2 separate regions of the Mus musculus genome follow, and region 2 is linked to region 1. Evidence: chromatin loops called from intact Hi-C (ENCODE). Cell type or tissue: left cerebral cortex. All regions are shown on one strand. Links, peaks and the distances in the headings refer to the core of each region. The heading gives the core; the rest is flanking DNA. Region 1 has its middle 180 kb from the start of Gm32357. Region 2 holds the start of 4930556C24Rik (RIKEN cDNA 4930556C24 gene).

Region 1 (7,675 bases), core at 3,525-6,024:
GGACTAGCTTACCCTGTTTTTGCAAAGCTTAGCAATTGACTATTCTGCATGCTTGTCCTTTGGGGACAGTATTCTGTCTGCAGATGAAATTAGGGCATTTCTTGCCCAGTAGCTAGCTTGCCACAATTGAAGCAACTCCAGCTAGAAGTTTTGATGCTCATCTCCTTCCTTGAAATGGAATGTGGGTAATTTTAGGAGCAGATATGTCTCATAGTCAAAAGATCCATTATTAATGAAATAACATTAAATGCCATATTCTGTGGCTCTCTGACTCTTCTGATGACTCTATCTATCTATCTATCTATCTATCTATCTATCTATCTATCTATCTTTGTGTGTGTGTGTATATATATATGTGTGTGTATATATATGTGTGTGTGTATATATATATATATATATATATATATATATATAAAATAACTGAATTGTTAAACATTTATTATTTTTAGCTATTGACTGTTTGAATGACCTTGAAAACACTTTATTGTAGTGAAATAAATTAAAATTACAATAGTCTATCATAACAGAAAAGACATAGTGGCGAACAGAGAAGTCATAGTGGTGGGAGCCGCAGGTTACATGGTGACTTTTCAACCACACTCATGCAGCAGAGAGTAAGCAAGATGTGGGGCTGGTCAGTAAAGCCTCAGTAGCTGCCTTCAGGAACCTTCTTACTTCAGTGCACATCCACTTCCCTCTTCTCAGATACCTCTAGGTCCAAGAATTCATAATCTGTTATAAACAAACAAACATACCATTCCTAACTTAGTGACATCAGAACTGAGACTTGAAATTTAACTTAAAGATGAAGAAGGGAAGAAAGAAGAACAGATGACACAGTTGTCGTGAATGGAGGGGACAGGGTACCAGAAAGAATGTTTCCTCAGAGGTCTTCAGTGACAACATTCTGCAAGGGCTTAGAGAGCACATAAATATACTCTATCTTTTAATCACAAAACCAATAATCTGTTAAACAGTGTTAAAAACAAGGGTAGCATACATATCAATATGAAGGTGGCAATATGGAGATGATATATGTGATGCATTGAGCATGACAAGAAGAAAAAGTAGAACAAATATATAAGAAAGAGAAGTGGACAATTAATTCTCAATCAAAAGATGCACACACACACACTCACACACACACACACACACACACACACACACACACACACACAAGAATCCAGGGAAGGACCAAGGTTGTGAAAAGAGCATTTTAGAAAGAAAAAATAGATAGTCTATTAGTGTTGTGTGCAGCTAGTATGTCATGTGAGAGAACAGCTGAAAATTGGCCACTGGATTTAGACATACATAAAAGTCATTGGTACCTTAAGGAAAACCATGGGAACTGACATAATATGGTGGTCTTAGAAGCCCTTTAAAGTTGGCCATGGAACCATTTAAGGGATAAGGATTTGTATGTGGTAGGAAAAAGGATATATGTAGAGCAGACAGTACTGAAAAGAATGTATGCTCAAGAGGGGGGATTTAGTTTAGTTTTGTTATAAATATTAGAAATTGGCATATTTTTAAACATTGATGAAAATAGACCTCAGTAAGACAGAACTTAGGAGTTTACAAGAGAGAGAGAGAGAGAGAGAGAGAGAGAGAGAGAGAGAGAGAGAGAGAGAGAGAGAGAGAGAGAGAAAGTGAAGGAACTTGAGACCTGGAAAAGGTTTTATCAATGGAGGCATAGAGGTAAAGCAGACAGAATGGGTGCAGGTATGTGAAGGACATTTAGGGAAACCTCACTAATGTTTCTGCTTTAGTTCACATGGCATAAAATAACCCAGGACTATTTCCTAAGTTGTAAGTTAAAAAAAAAAAAAAGGATAAAGGTAACATAGTACTTATGTTCATTTATTTCCTAAAATCCATCAAATTGTTTCTGAGTTTTAATTCTGTTATGGCAGAAAACAATTTTTTTTAACAATCATTCCATTTATTTATCTATCAACTGATATCCCACTTCCTGGATACCCCCTCCACCAACCTCCCATTTCATGATATTCCAGTTTCTGGTTACCGCTCTACCAACCCCTCATCCCACATTTGACCTTCTCCCTCCCCTTTGCCTATATGAGAGTGCTCCCCCACCAACCCATACTCTTCTGCCCCACTGTTCCAGCATCACCCTACTCTGGGGGATCAAACCTCACCTGGACCAATGGCAACCGCTCTCATTGCTGTCAGGCAAGGCCATCCTCTGCTACAAGTATATATGGAGCCATGGATCCCACCAGGTACACTTATTGATTGGTAGTCTAGTCTCTGGGAGAACTGGGTGGTCATGCCAGCCTATGCTGTTCTTCCAATTGGTTTGCAACCCCCATCCACTCTTCCAGTCCTCTGCCAGCTCCCTCACCAGGTTACCTGAGCTCAGCCTGATGGTTGGCTACAAGCAACCAGATCTGCCTTGGTCAGTTGCTGGCAGGACCTTCCAAGGAACCATTTCCAGTAAATTGGCACGACCCCTGGTCCACAGATGGGGCCACCCATCTCAAATTTTTTGTTTGTTTGTTTGTTTGTTTGTTTGTTTTTGAGACAGGGTTTCTCTGTGCAGCCCTGGCTGTCCTGGAACTCACTCTGTAGACCAGGCTGGCCTCTCACTCTGAAATCTGCCTGCCTCTACCTCCCGAGTGCTAGGATTAAAGGCATGTGCCACCATGCCTGCTCCATCTCAAATTTTTTAAGCAGGAAATGTTCCCATCCAAAAGAAGAACAGGGACAAAAAAAAAAAAAAAAAAAAAAGGAATAGAGACTGGAAGAAGGACCAACCATGGAATGCCCACCTGGGGATCCATCATGTTTGCAGACACCAAATCCAAAACTGTTGCGGTGGTTAAGAGAAAACATTGTTTTACATGTTGTTTCCTTTTCTGAGAATGATTGGATATCAATTTTACTAAAAAAGAATGAGTATGAATATGAAGTTTTTCTATGTAGACAATAGTGAAGAGACAGTTTTGTTATACTCTTCTCTGATTATACTACTTGATGTTAGTGGCAGTATTCTGTCATTTTCAAAGGGAGCAAGTGGTAATATCCTTGAGCAAATGAATGTGTTTCATTTTGATCATCTTACCAGGGTTTTTAGTCAAGCTCCTAAAAGTTCAAACATCAAAATTCTTTCTTTCAAATGCTTGTTCTGTGACAAGGAAGTTCATAGGAAGTTCATAGCTTATTAAGTGCTTTGGAGCAGACCTTTAAAAACCTTTATCATTTCCAAATGACATCATAACCAAGGCTCTGTTTTAAAATAATTATAATGTTTGTTAATTCATTTTGTCACACAAGTACAGAACTTAAGTTGTGTCATAGACGTTCCATTGATGTGAAGAGATAATATGACTATGGCAACTCTTTTAAAGAAAAAAACATTTAAGTGGTGATGGCTTAAAGTTTCAGAGGTTTAGACCATTATCAGCACAGTCAGAAGGATGGCAACATCGGGCAGACATGGGGCTGGAGAAGGAGTTGAGAGTTCTACATCTTTATCTGCAGGCAGCAGCAGGGGACTGTCTGCCCCATTGGGCATAGCTTGAGCATAGGAAACCTCGAAGCTTACCCTCACAGTGAACATACTTCCTCCAGCAACCATAGGCCATACTCCTAATAGTGGCACTCCCTATGGGCCAAGCATTTAAACAAATGAGTCTCTGAGAGTTGTACCTAGTCTGACCAGCACACATATCTCAGCAAACAGTGTAAACATGACTCACATTAATATTATTAAGTTAAAGCACAAAAGACATCGTGTTACTCAGAACCACAGATCATGGATTAGATTGAGATAGAATGTCAGTTGCCATATGCATTTTGAAAACATAAAAGAAATGGTGAACACCTTGTTGACCATCGGTTTAAGGATTTGATATGAGGCCATGCATTAGTAATTCTGCTTAAGTGAAAAAAAAAAAAAGTATAGTAAGTGTGATCATAAAAATAAAAGTATTTTTAAATTCAAAATTTATGAAAATGGAAGGTCTTTAGATTTTCATAGCAAAACAGTATATGATATATAATTAATTATATGAATAAATATATTTACAACAACAACCAACAAAGAAATGTAGTGTTTTCTCTTAAAAAAATCCCAGTACTCAGGTTCTATAGGACGAAACCTCTGTGTTTTCATTTTCTTTTCTTTTGTTATTAGATATTTTCTTTAGTTCCTTATAACCTCCCTTTATTTCCCTATATTCCCCCCTCTCTGCTCCCCTACCCACCCACTCCCACTTCTTGGCCCTGGCGTTCCCCTGTACTGGGGCATATAAAGTTTGCAAGACCAAGGGGCCTCTCTTCCCAATGATGGCCGACTAGGCCATCTTCTCCTACATATGCAGCTAGAGACAGGAGCTCTGGGGGTACTGGTTAGTTCATATTGTTGTTCCACCTATAGGGTTGCTAAAGCAGTGCTTCAAGAAAGCACCTCTCCGTCTTCTATCCTGGTATGTTGTTGACAAGGTGGCCACCAGGGGGAAACCTTGGACTATAAACGTCCATGAGTCCTTAACTTAAAATCACAGCACAATTTATTACAAATTAAATATCTAACACGTCATTTCAAACCTCGTTCAAACATTTGAGATATGATTTGAACAGAGTTTAAGTTCTGTATGAAAAATACTTTTTCTTGATTTCACAGTAATCCCATATTAATACAAATCAACGAATAACTGCACGTGTGCGCATTTGTTAGTATGAATGTGCAAAGCTATGTGTGGGTGCATGCAGCTATGTAGGAGTGTCCATGAGCTTCTGAGCTTTAGGGGGCCAGGTGAAAACATTAGACATCTTCTCAATGTCTCTCTATCCAATTTTTTAGACAGGGCTTCTCACTGAACCTGAGGTTTGTCAATTCAGCTTGACAGATTGGCTAGGAAGCCACGGACATTTGGTTGTCTACACAACCTACGTTCTGTGCTTAAAGGGATATTTTCTGCATTAAATTAATGTTCCTTTTTATACTCAGATGTTATATAGTGGAGAAAGATGATCTATGTTTATACTAACAGGTTAATTTCACACCAAATTTCTCCACTATTTCAGAGGTTCTGCAGCAAGGTGAATCACACGTTGGAACCTATGCCTCACACATTTTCTTGCATTAATCATCTAATTCCTTCCGTGGCTTCAAGTCAAATTGCACTAGGTAACAACTTCCCATAAGAAGACATTTGGGGCATGTCTCTTTGCTATGACTAAGACTATGAAAACTCAGCATGTTCCCATGATCTAATACATCCTTATTTGGTACCTTAACAACACTTTAAAGGAATCCTTTTCCATGTTTCTCACAAGGTAAAGGAAACTATGATGCCTAGAATACTTACTTCTGCAGTGCACAGAGGGATGGCTACAGAAGATGACTCAGGTGTTGGAAACTGCAGCTGAACTTTCAAGTGATGCTTGCAATGGTAGGGAGTAGGCCTAGTTCCAGTGTAAACCAATTCGAATCAAAACATTCTAAAACCAAGATATGTTCTCTTGAGTACAATTAGGCATAACTGCTTATATAAGAAGGGTTTGTCTGTAAAAAATTTTTTTTTTTTTTGCTTTGTTTAATGGTCGCTGTTCTCAGGCCTTGAAAGTGAGGTTAGCATAAGATGTAACATTCAAGTAGTTCCAAAATCTCAAGCCAGTTAGCAAGAGACAAGATGGAGTTTGACCACTTACCTTTCCCCACTAAGATCAGGAGTGAACTTGGGCACTGAACCACAGATCATGGTTCTAGTGCATTGCCAACTGCCATTTCAATGGTAAATAGGGAAGCTACAAGGACTTCAGGGCCCATTGCCCACTGCTAATAACGGTCAGCATGCTGTAACAATCTCTTGGACCACAGTATATTGAGGCAGGGCAGTCATACTTAAAAAACAAAACAAAACAAATGAACAGAAAGCTCAGCATTTCTTCAAAGTAGGAAACATAGAGATTGCATGAGTCCAGAAGACTCATCCCAAGATATATAGCCAAAGTCCATAAGCATACAACCCCACAGGAACTTTATGTGTGTGCCTGTAATTTCATGTATGTGAGATGGATAAAGTATTTCTAGGGAAGCTGCTTTTATCTACCAATAAATAATAAAATCCTTTATGTTTATAAGATAGAATATTTTGCAGCATTAAAAGTAAATGAATAGTAATTCATACTATGTCCTAGATAAGTCTTGAGAAACTTTCACTTTAAAGAATCCATTCAAATTACTTTTAGTGTCTTCTACTTTTGTATAAAATCTCCAGAAGAGGGAAATCCTAGAGATGGGGATGGATTAAGGTTGCCTCTGGCTTGAAAGAAGGAAAGGGGGAAGGGCAGTGGGGAGTTTCTTTTGAAGGTGAAAAAAAATTACTCAGAAACTAGATAATGGTAATGTCTGTAGTCTGCCCACACAAAGGTAGTCATGATGAATTATACACATTAAACATAGGAATGGCTTTGTGTATTACAATACCCCTATACAATTATTTCTAAAAGGGAAGTCTGAGCTGGTTGTTTCTCACCTTTTCAAGCTCAGGGTTTAACCTAAATACATGAATATTTACTATTAAACTTATTTTCCTCTTTATCACTGAAAATTGGTAGCTTTCTCTTTCCTTGCCCATTCTTATGTCTGTAGGGTTATCTGTTCTTTTCCTTCATATAGGAATATATATGAAGGAAATATAGTCCCTTTCCTTGCTATCTTCTGCCCTTTCCTCTTTCTCCCTGTTCCCTTTTGATGTGCTGAAAACTTATTTCTCTGACCACTCAGAACCTGTCCCTAGGCTTTTGTCACCTAGTAACCTGGAGTTGATATAGTTTTCCTTTTAGTTCATTATTTCTGCGTTCAAAACTTCTCTTTAATTCCGTGTAGAGAGGCTTTACTGTCACACTATCAGGTGTTGCTAATTCAGTACCCGTGATTCTGTGGCTAAGCACCATGTTTGAGCTTCCCAACAATGTGATTTATGGATTGCTGAAAGTCTTGCTTGTTCTGAATGCTCAGGACTTTCTTTCTACAAGAGTAGAAAGAAAGAACACACTGATCACTGGCGACTTTCACAATGGTCACATGCACACCTCACTATAAGGAATGGGTATCCAAAAGCTAGAAGTGCCCATCAGCCACTTGGAACATGGCTCCTCTGAAATGAAATGCTGTTTTTGTGAAATTCACGTAAGACTCCAACATAAAAGTACTGTAAATTATCATGTTAATGTTATTCTGAATATATATTGAAATGATTATATTTATCTAATCTGACAAAAATTATATCAATAAGAATTGATGGTTCCAGGATTCTGCCTAGAGTAGTCTGCACAGATGAGAGTGTGGACTACAGAAGCTAACAGCTTCTGTGAAAGGCCAAAACAACACAGCTTCTGGGACAGGTCCTGTTTTGGGCCTTCATATTCGGCCAGGAGGGAGGTCCGAATGCCAGATATCTGTGCACCTTCCCTGTAAGAGGAGAGCGTGCCTGCAGAGAGTGCTCTGACCACTGAAACTCAGAGGAAAGATATAGTCTCCCAGGTCTGCTGATAGAGGCTAACAGAATCACCTGAGGAATAAGCTCTAACCAGAGACAACTAAATCAACGAACTCCAGAGATTACCAGATGGTGAAAGGTAAACATAAGAACCTTACTAACAGAAACCAAGACCACCACTCACCATCATTAGAACCCAGCAC
Region 2 (7,675 bases), core at 1,971-4,470, 600 kb after region 1:
GAGGGGTAGAGAATATGAAGTTGGGTAAAAGGAAGATGGGGAATATTCGGGGAGAGCTGGGCAAAAAGAAAGCAGGAAAGCATATGATCAAAATATATGAGGAAAAAATGAAATCCAATAAATACAAAATGTCAACAAGAAAGATAGAAGTGATGGTGAATGCTTATGATCCCTGCTGTGGGATAGTGTAGAGGAGGAAACAGGTAGATTTCTGGGACTCACTGACTGGCCCGCCTCACCTAATTGGCAAGCTTATGGCTAGTGAAAGAGCTTGTCTCAAAAAAGGAAGGAAGGAAGGAAGGAAGGAAGGAAGGAAGGAAGGAAGGAAGGAAGAAAGAAAGAAAGAAAGAAAGAAAGAAAGAAAGAAAGAAAGAAAGAAAGAAAGAAAGAAAGAGAGGGGGTGAGGGAGGGAGGGAGGGAGGAAGGAAGGAAATAAGAGAAAAAGAAAAAGAAAGGTGAATAGAACCTGAGATTGACCTGTGACCTACTATCTCTATTAATCTTGAATGTAGAGATTGTTGGCAAATGTGGTACATCACATGAAACCACCCATACACGAATAAAAAGCATGCAAATGTACACACACCTACACATACACACACACTGAATATATGTTAAAACATTCTAATTACAAACACACCAGAAATATCCGTATTGATTAGACATTATAGAGTTTCAAGATTCTCTAGGACCATTGACCTTGAGTTGCGTAAAGAATTAATGCTGATGAGCAAACAAGTCTCAGGTTCCTATAAACTTTCTATTGACTCAACCTCTGATCTCCACTAGAAACACTACAAAGCTACAGATGCTCTTACGGCTGTGGAATTTTTTTTGTGCTATAACACTTAATATGACAATTCCTGAGCTAGTCCAACAGAAATAATTTAAGGAAAGGGGTGAAGTAAAGCAGACCAAGGATGTCTGAAATGATATACTGCATTTGCTGACAATCTCGGCATCCATGACTGCTAGAAATGATAGAAATGCTGAGCAAGCAACCACAGAACGGCCAGGCTTTTGCAACTAGGATAGAGTCAAAGGGAGGGTATGTCACAGCATGGAAACGTGGTCTCATTAACACTTGTAACAAAAAACAGCAACAATCATGTGTGGGAGAAGACAGACATTTGATATCATCCTTTCTGAACTTATCTTCAGCGGTTAGCAGAGGCAGATGATGTCGGGTCCTCTTGCCCAGATGGTCTTTGCAAACTTATCTATGACATGAACCTTCCCAGTGACTTCAGCTGTGTATGACTAAGTGCAGTAGTGAGGGCAGCTGAGAGTCTGGCATCAAAGGAGTCTTCCACACAGAGAAGAAATGACAGGGAAGAAAAGCAAGCCTCCTCCTGCTTACAAATGCTGCTTTTGTGAAGTTACAATATAGTTACAACATCTTTTTCCTTTCCTTTATCCCCTCTAAGTAGTCTCTCTAACAACGACCTACTAGCACACTCTGAAACAGTCTTGTGTATACTCCCACAATAGAACATGAAGTACAGGAGAAGTCCATCTTCCAGGATGTTTGTCAAAAGACATCAAGTCCTTACTAGGCATGAAATACATCTTCATCTTAATTTTCAACTTTCTGTCTTACAGAAATAGATTTCTCTTATATATAAAATAATCCATTAATGGTATGTTTATTATAGTTGCTTGAAGAAACTAAGAAAACCGGACCATGACAATTACCCACTTTTCATTGCTTTCTGGATGCTAGCAATAATTTTACTTTGTTACATCAGATTTGATCTAGGACATCTTTATTAGTTCGTGTATGTCATCAGTAAATGGTAACTCATTGAAAAGAAGCTTCTAATGAGACTTCCCAATGTTCTGAAAGGAGAAATGTAAGTTGAACCATGGACCATAATTTTTATTTCCTTATGTGATTTTTAGCTATGGGCAGTGAGTGAGTGAGTGTGTGTGTGTGTGTGTGTGTGTGTGTGTGTGTGTGTGTCTTTATAGTGATGTAGTGATGCTAAGAAATTCAGGAAGAACTCTGTCTCTTGCTATGCATTATGTGACCCACCTGCGATGGGGAAGATTATGTAATGTCACTTCTCATAAGAAATATGAATGTTCCATGAATGGTTCCCATTTTTCTTTCTTTCTTCCCATGCCATGGTCACTGGGGATAGCATAGCAAAACTATATAGCTTCTAAAATTCATTTGCTGAGTGTGTTTGCTGGTTTCCTTAAAACTAGGATAATGTTTATGTCTCTATTTTTTTTTGTATTTAAGTTATTTGTAGCTACTAATCACATTCTGAAATATATACATTTTTGTGTATTTGCTTATTGACTCCTCCCATTTGAATGAAAAAAGTAGAACCAAGTGAAGAGGGAAAGAAAGAAAGAAGTCGCATGTGTAATCATGTATATGCATGTGTAATGCACATATTCTTTCTATACTTACTTACTTTATTTATATCCTGACCACAGCTTCCCCTCCTTCCTCTCCTCCCAGTACTTTCCCCCCTGTTCTGGCTGGTTTTGTGTATCAACTTGACACAAGCTGGAGTTATCACAAAGAAAGGAGCCTCCCTTGAGGAAATGCCTCCATGAGATCCAGCTGTAAGGCATTTTCTCAATTAGTGATCAAGGGTGGGAGGGCCCATTGTGGGTGGTGACGTCCCTGGGCTGGTCATCTTGGCTTCTATAAGAAAGCAAGCCAGTAAGTAACATCCCACCATGGCCTCTGCATCAGCTCCTGCTTCCTGACCTGTTTGAGTTCCAGTCCTGACTTCCCTTGGTGATGAACAGCAGTATGGAAGTGTAAGCCGAATAAACCCTTTCCTCCCCAACTTGCTTCTTGGTCGTGATGTTTGTGCAAGAATAGAAACCCTGATTAAGTCACCCTCTATCTCTCCTCCCCCATCTACTCACCCTCCCTTTTTTCTTCAGAAAAGGGGAGACCTCCCAAGGATATCAACCAGCCATGACACATTCTTAATGTACCTATACGATGGCAAGTTTAATTACACAGAAGTTATAATTTCATACATATACATATATACAGTTAATACATAAAATTGATCTAACATAGTATAAATATGTATGTGTCCAATGAGACATTTTTATTAGCATTTCCTATAATCCTGAGACATAAAGTGGTATGCGTTTGCATTCAGATAATAGTATCTGTTTTATCAAAATCCAAGATAAAAATTTTGTTAGTACTATTTGGTAATGGGTGAGGTTTCTGATGAATCTTTTAAATTATGTACATGTACTAGTCATGTAAGCTAGAAGTTGTCACACTAACTATACACAAATTAATTTCCAAGGCTTTGTGTTGAGTTGAAATAGAAGCTAGGGTCTAGGACAGCTGCTGTTTAATGTTTAAAAGTTTGCTGAGAAGACAAATTAAAGTTTTTGAAATTAGGAAGTAAAAAAGGCCAGCAACTGATCCGAATGCTTTTCTCCCTCACTAAACTTTCCTAAGAGTCACATAATAACTGTTTTTTAGTGCCACCTTTTGGGTGGTCTTGTTATTACATAACAGCGAAATTGAGAACTGGAAATCTGGTCTCTGTATGTATGTGCATGCTTGAGAGAGTATTTCATGTGGTTGTTGATGTTGTTGTTGTTGCTGATGCTGTTGTTGTTGTTATTTATTCACTTTACAAGCCACTCACTGTTCCCCTCGTGGTCACCTGCTCCCATAATCCACACCCCCATCTCCTTCTCCACTGAGGAGGTGGGGGTCTCCCTAGGTATGCCCCCATACTAAGTCTCCATGAGGCTAGACATATCCTCTCCTACTGAGGCCAGACAAGGCAGCACAACTAGAAGAACATAACCCTCGTACAGACAACAGCTTTTGGGACAGTTAATTAGGACCCACATGCTACATATGTGCAGGAGGCCTACGTCTACCTCTTGCAATTTCTTTGGTTGGTGGTTCAGTCTCTGAGAGCCTCAAGGATCCAGGTAAGTTGACTCTGTTGGTCTTCCTGTGGAATTCCTACCCCCTTAGAGGCTTAAATCCTGCTTCTGTTTCTTCCACAAGAGTCCCCAAGCTCCATCCACTGTTTGGCCGTGGATATCTGCATCTGTCTGAATTAGCTAAGTACATTCTTCACATTAACTGTATAATTTTTTTTGTACCTGTATGGACTCTGTTCACTTCCATTCTCCAGTAGCATGGAGTGAAATCTCCTTACATGTGTTTTTGAGTCATGTGATTCATCATCTGTCTATCCCATTTCCTTGTCCAGCAACAGCAACCCAGGCATTCATACTCATCTAAACAAGTTTTCAAACTATTTCATCTCCTTTTTGTTTAGTTAATTTCAAGGTCAGGGAGCAACTATGGCTGTGTAGAGGACAAGTGTCACTGTTTTGACCGTGAGAAAAATTTGAAAAGCTTCCTAACCCTTCAGGTTTGTCAATGGAGAAATAAAACCTGAGATAAGTCTTAAAATTCTAATTCTGGAAATTGTGCTCACCTATGCCAGAGAAGGTGCATCTGGCTAACATTCATGGTGAGCTATGCTAGAGAAGTAATTGTAACTGACATCCCTGTTGACCTATGCCAGAGGAACTGCCTGTAACTGACATCCCTGTTGACCTATGCCAGAGGAACTGCCTGTAACTGACATCCCTGCTGACCTATGCCAGAGGAACTGCCTGTAACTGACATTCCTCTTCACCTATGCCAGAGGAGGTGCCTGTCACCTACACTTTAATATAAAATGAGCTGATGCAGGTGAGGTGAGATACCTGCTTCCCAAATTTTATAGCACAGTAACAGAACTGTCCGTCACATCTACTATATCAAAATTGACAAGGATGACGGTCTGACCACAAACTAAGATTTCTCTGCTTAAGGTTATATAACTCGGAACAATGATTGACTGGGGTGTGACACTTGTCATAGTGTATCAATCACTCATTAGAATCTAGGTGGCATATTACTCACTCATCTTAGTTCTCAAGGTTCTGTTCCCATCACTAAAAATAAGAAACCAAGAAGCAAAATATAAATCAAAGAAAGAAAAGTGAAATAATTTTATTTAAGTCAATAAACACAGCATCTATTTATAATTTTTGAGTCTCCCTTTTGTAGTAAAACTCCAAACATCATGGAAGTAATCACGTTCTGATTGGATTTAAGTCCTGTTGCACAAGATGAAACCCATACATAGATAGCACCATTACCCAATGAAGAGTCTGTGGCTAGACCAGACACAGGCCCTATAGGAGAGCCTACCCATTATTCTAAATGGGTGTTGTATTGCACTCCCAGTGACTTATTATCCATCATTCAACCCACATGAGAGAAGCCACAGGAGAACCTACTACCATTCTTCTAAATCACCAGTGACGAGACTCCCGGTGACTTATCATCTATCACTCAACCCACAACAGAGAAGCATTGTTTGCAGTATACGATGATCAACACAGAAATCTACAATGTGCCTAAGTTCAGAGAACAAAAATACTATGGAGTTCTCAGTACTAAATGAAACATCTGTCCCCGATCCTCTTCTCTCAAGGCTCAAGGATAACTGTGGAAGGAGGGATGGAAATAGTGTAGGTAACTAGAGATGATGGGTGACTATGAGGAATTGGTGTTTTCTGAACACAGCATATGAACTCACCGCAGTTTTGATGGCATGTGCAAGACCTGTGCAAGTTCAAGCTAGACCAAACCCCAACATGGAAAGAAGAGATGGACATCAAGCCCCAGCCTTTACCAAGAAGGTATTTGCAATTGTTAGCTGCTAGAAGATAGGAAGCCATTTCTCTCTAAGAGTATAACCCCTGATAAGCCTACCAGAGTTCAGTGGAAGGCTACATGGCCAAAAATTTATGCACAACACAAACCAGACTTTGTGGCTTAAAAAAAAAATGAATAAAAAGAGTGCAATAGAGGCATGTGTCCCTGGTGGGAACTAACAGTCTAATGGGACTGCAGGCCCATTCAACAAGATGGAAACTGTGCCTAGTACTGGAAACTTAGCCAGTTATCCAGGGCTCCTGAGGTTATAGCTCTTGGAGGAAAACCTGCCTCTACCACTTTACTGTTCCAGCATGTTCTCTAACTACATTCTCAAGATGTGTCTTTATACTCACAGATAAGTGTAGCTGTCACCTCTCTATGAGAAAGCTTCCCTTTGTTAAAGACAAAGACTACTACAGAAAACCAAAGCCAATCAAAATGCATAGTTGTAGACCCCAGGAAAACTGACACATTTATACTACAACTACTGCTAGGGATCAGAGCAGAAGAGAGTGCAGAAAGATTGCAACAGCAAGAAGAAAATGGCATTTGCTGTAACATTGTGTCTCCTTGGAAGGTCAGAAGCTACACCATAAGTTTCACCAACATGGCCACCTAAACACGACCTGAACAAGGACATTTTCATCCTCTTGCTCACACAATAAATATACAGACATCAAAATGGGAAAGCCCAGGCTGGAGAGATGGCTCAGCATTTAAGAGCACTGACTGCTCTTCCAAAGGTCTTGAGTTCAAATCCCAGCAACCACATGGTGGCTCACAACCATCTGTAATGAGATCTGATGCCCTCTTCTGGGGTATCTCAAGACAGCTACAGTGTACTTACATATAATAAATAAATCTTTAAAAGAAAAAAATGGGAAAGCTCACACAGCTGCAAGCCTAGATACAGAACTACAAGCAATTAAGGAATGTTTGAGAATGGAAAAAGTAGCCTTACTCAAGAAAAAGCATATATTAATTGGATTCAGTACCAAATGATCAGCCATGAAACCCTATATACACAAGTACCATTATATAGACTAAGCAGTTTATATTGTGTATGAAGAAACACACACACATATACATACGCATGTGTGTTACACTTAGAATATAAATAAGCATTTGTGTTACACTTATATATATGTATATACACATACACACATATATTTGTGTGTGTGTGCATGTATGTATATATATATATATATATATATATGTATATATATATATATATATATATATCAACAATTAAAGAAAGGAAGACCCTGAATTTTAAAGTGAGCAGTGTGGGAGGGAAAACATAGAGGGAGATGGGAGAAAGAAAGGGGAAGAGAGAAAATGATGTAATTATACGATAATTCTAAAAATCATTCTTGTGAAAAAACAGAAGGACTCAGAATCAATCGATTGAATATGGAGGCAGGAGATAAGATTACTATAGTTTATGGTACCTTAGAGAGCTCAGCATGGTGACCAAAGAGCCATTCACTTAGGACACTCAGGAGTAGTCAACGTTGCTTCATTATGATCAGATTTAGAAATAAAGAGTAAGGCAAATCAGAGAAAAGCAGGAAACTGATGAAATGTGGTTGAATCTGAGCAGGATGTTTGAGAAATGTAATCATCCTAGAGAGTGAAAGCTAAAATCAGTCTTCAGTTTTAACTTGGGCTGCTACCCGCAGGATGGAGTTGCTAGGCATGCTGGGAGTAATCAGCGATTGGAACAATAGAAAGATGCCTGCGAGATAAGAAAGAACTTTTTCCCCTTCCAGGTCGGGAAGTTGTAAGATGGTGATCAATAGTGACTGTTTGAGTGAATACCGAAAACAGTGTTCCCAACTATGTGCCTCCGTTCTTAGATTTATCAACACCGGTGTTTGCAACAGTGTCTACTTCGAGATGCTTCTACACTTCACAGTGGAATAATTATGCAGAAATCAT

Evidence for each region. A loop is a pair of places that touch in the nucleus more often than their neighbours do. Peaks named below come from ENCODE experiments on the same cell type or tissue, not always from the same donor. Only the 100,000 strongest peaks of a DNase experiment are listed, where the experiment ranks them.
Region 2: a loop joins it to region 1, with 14 times the contacts of the local background. A loop is called at or near these places in 6 of 42 quality-filtered maps.

What each region holds. Positions count from the first base shown.
Region 1 is chr16:86,416,453-86,424,127 of GRCm38, reverse strand. No RefSeq gene overlaps it. Among named protein-coding and RNA genes, the nearest start is that of Gm32357, 180 kb to the right of the region's middle. In left cerebral cortex, for the core only: a CTCF peak has its summit at 4,479 (motif pointing right); a DNase peak (open chromatin) is centred at 4,477.
Region 2 is chr16:85,816,090-85,823,764 of GRCm38, reverse strand. It overlaps 4930556C24Rik (RIKEN cDNA 4930556C24 gene), which reads right to left and starts at 4,554. Exons shown (of 4, transcript NR_040506.1): 1 at 4,458-4,554. In left cerebral cortex, for the core only: a CTCF peak has its summit at 3,486 (motif pointing left); no DNase peak of the experiment used is centred there.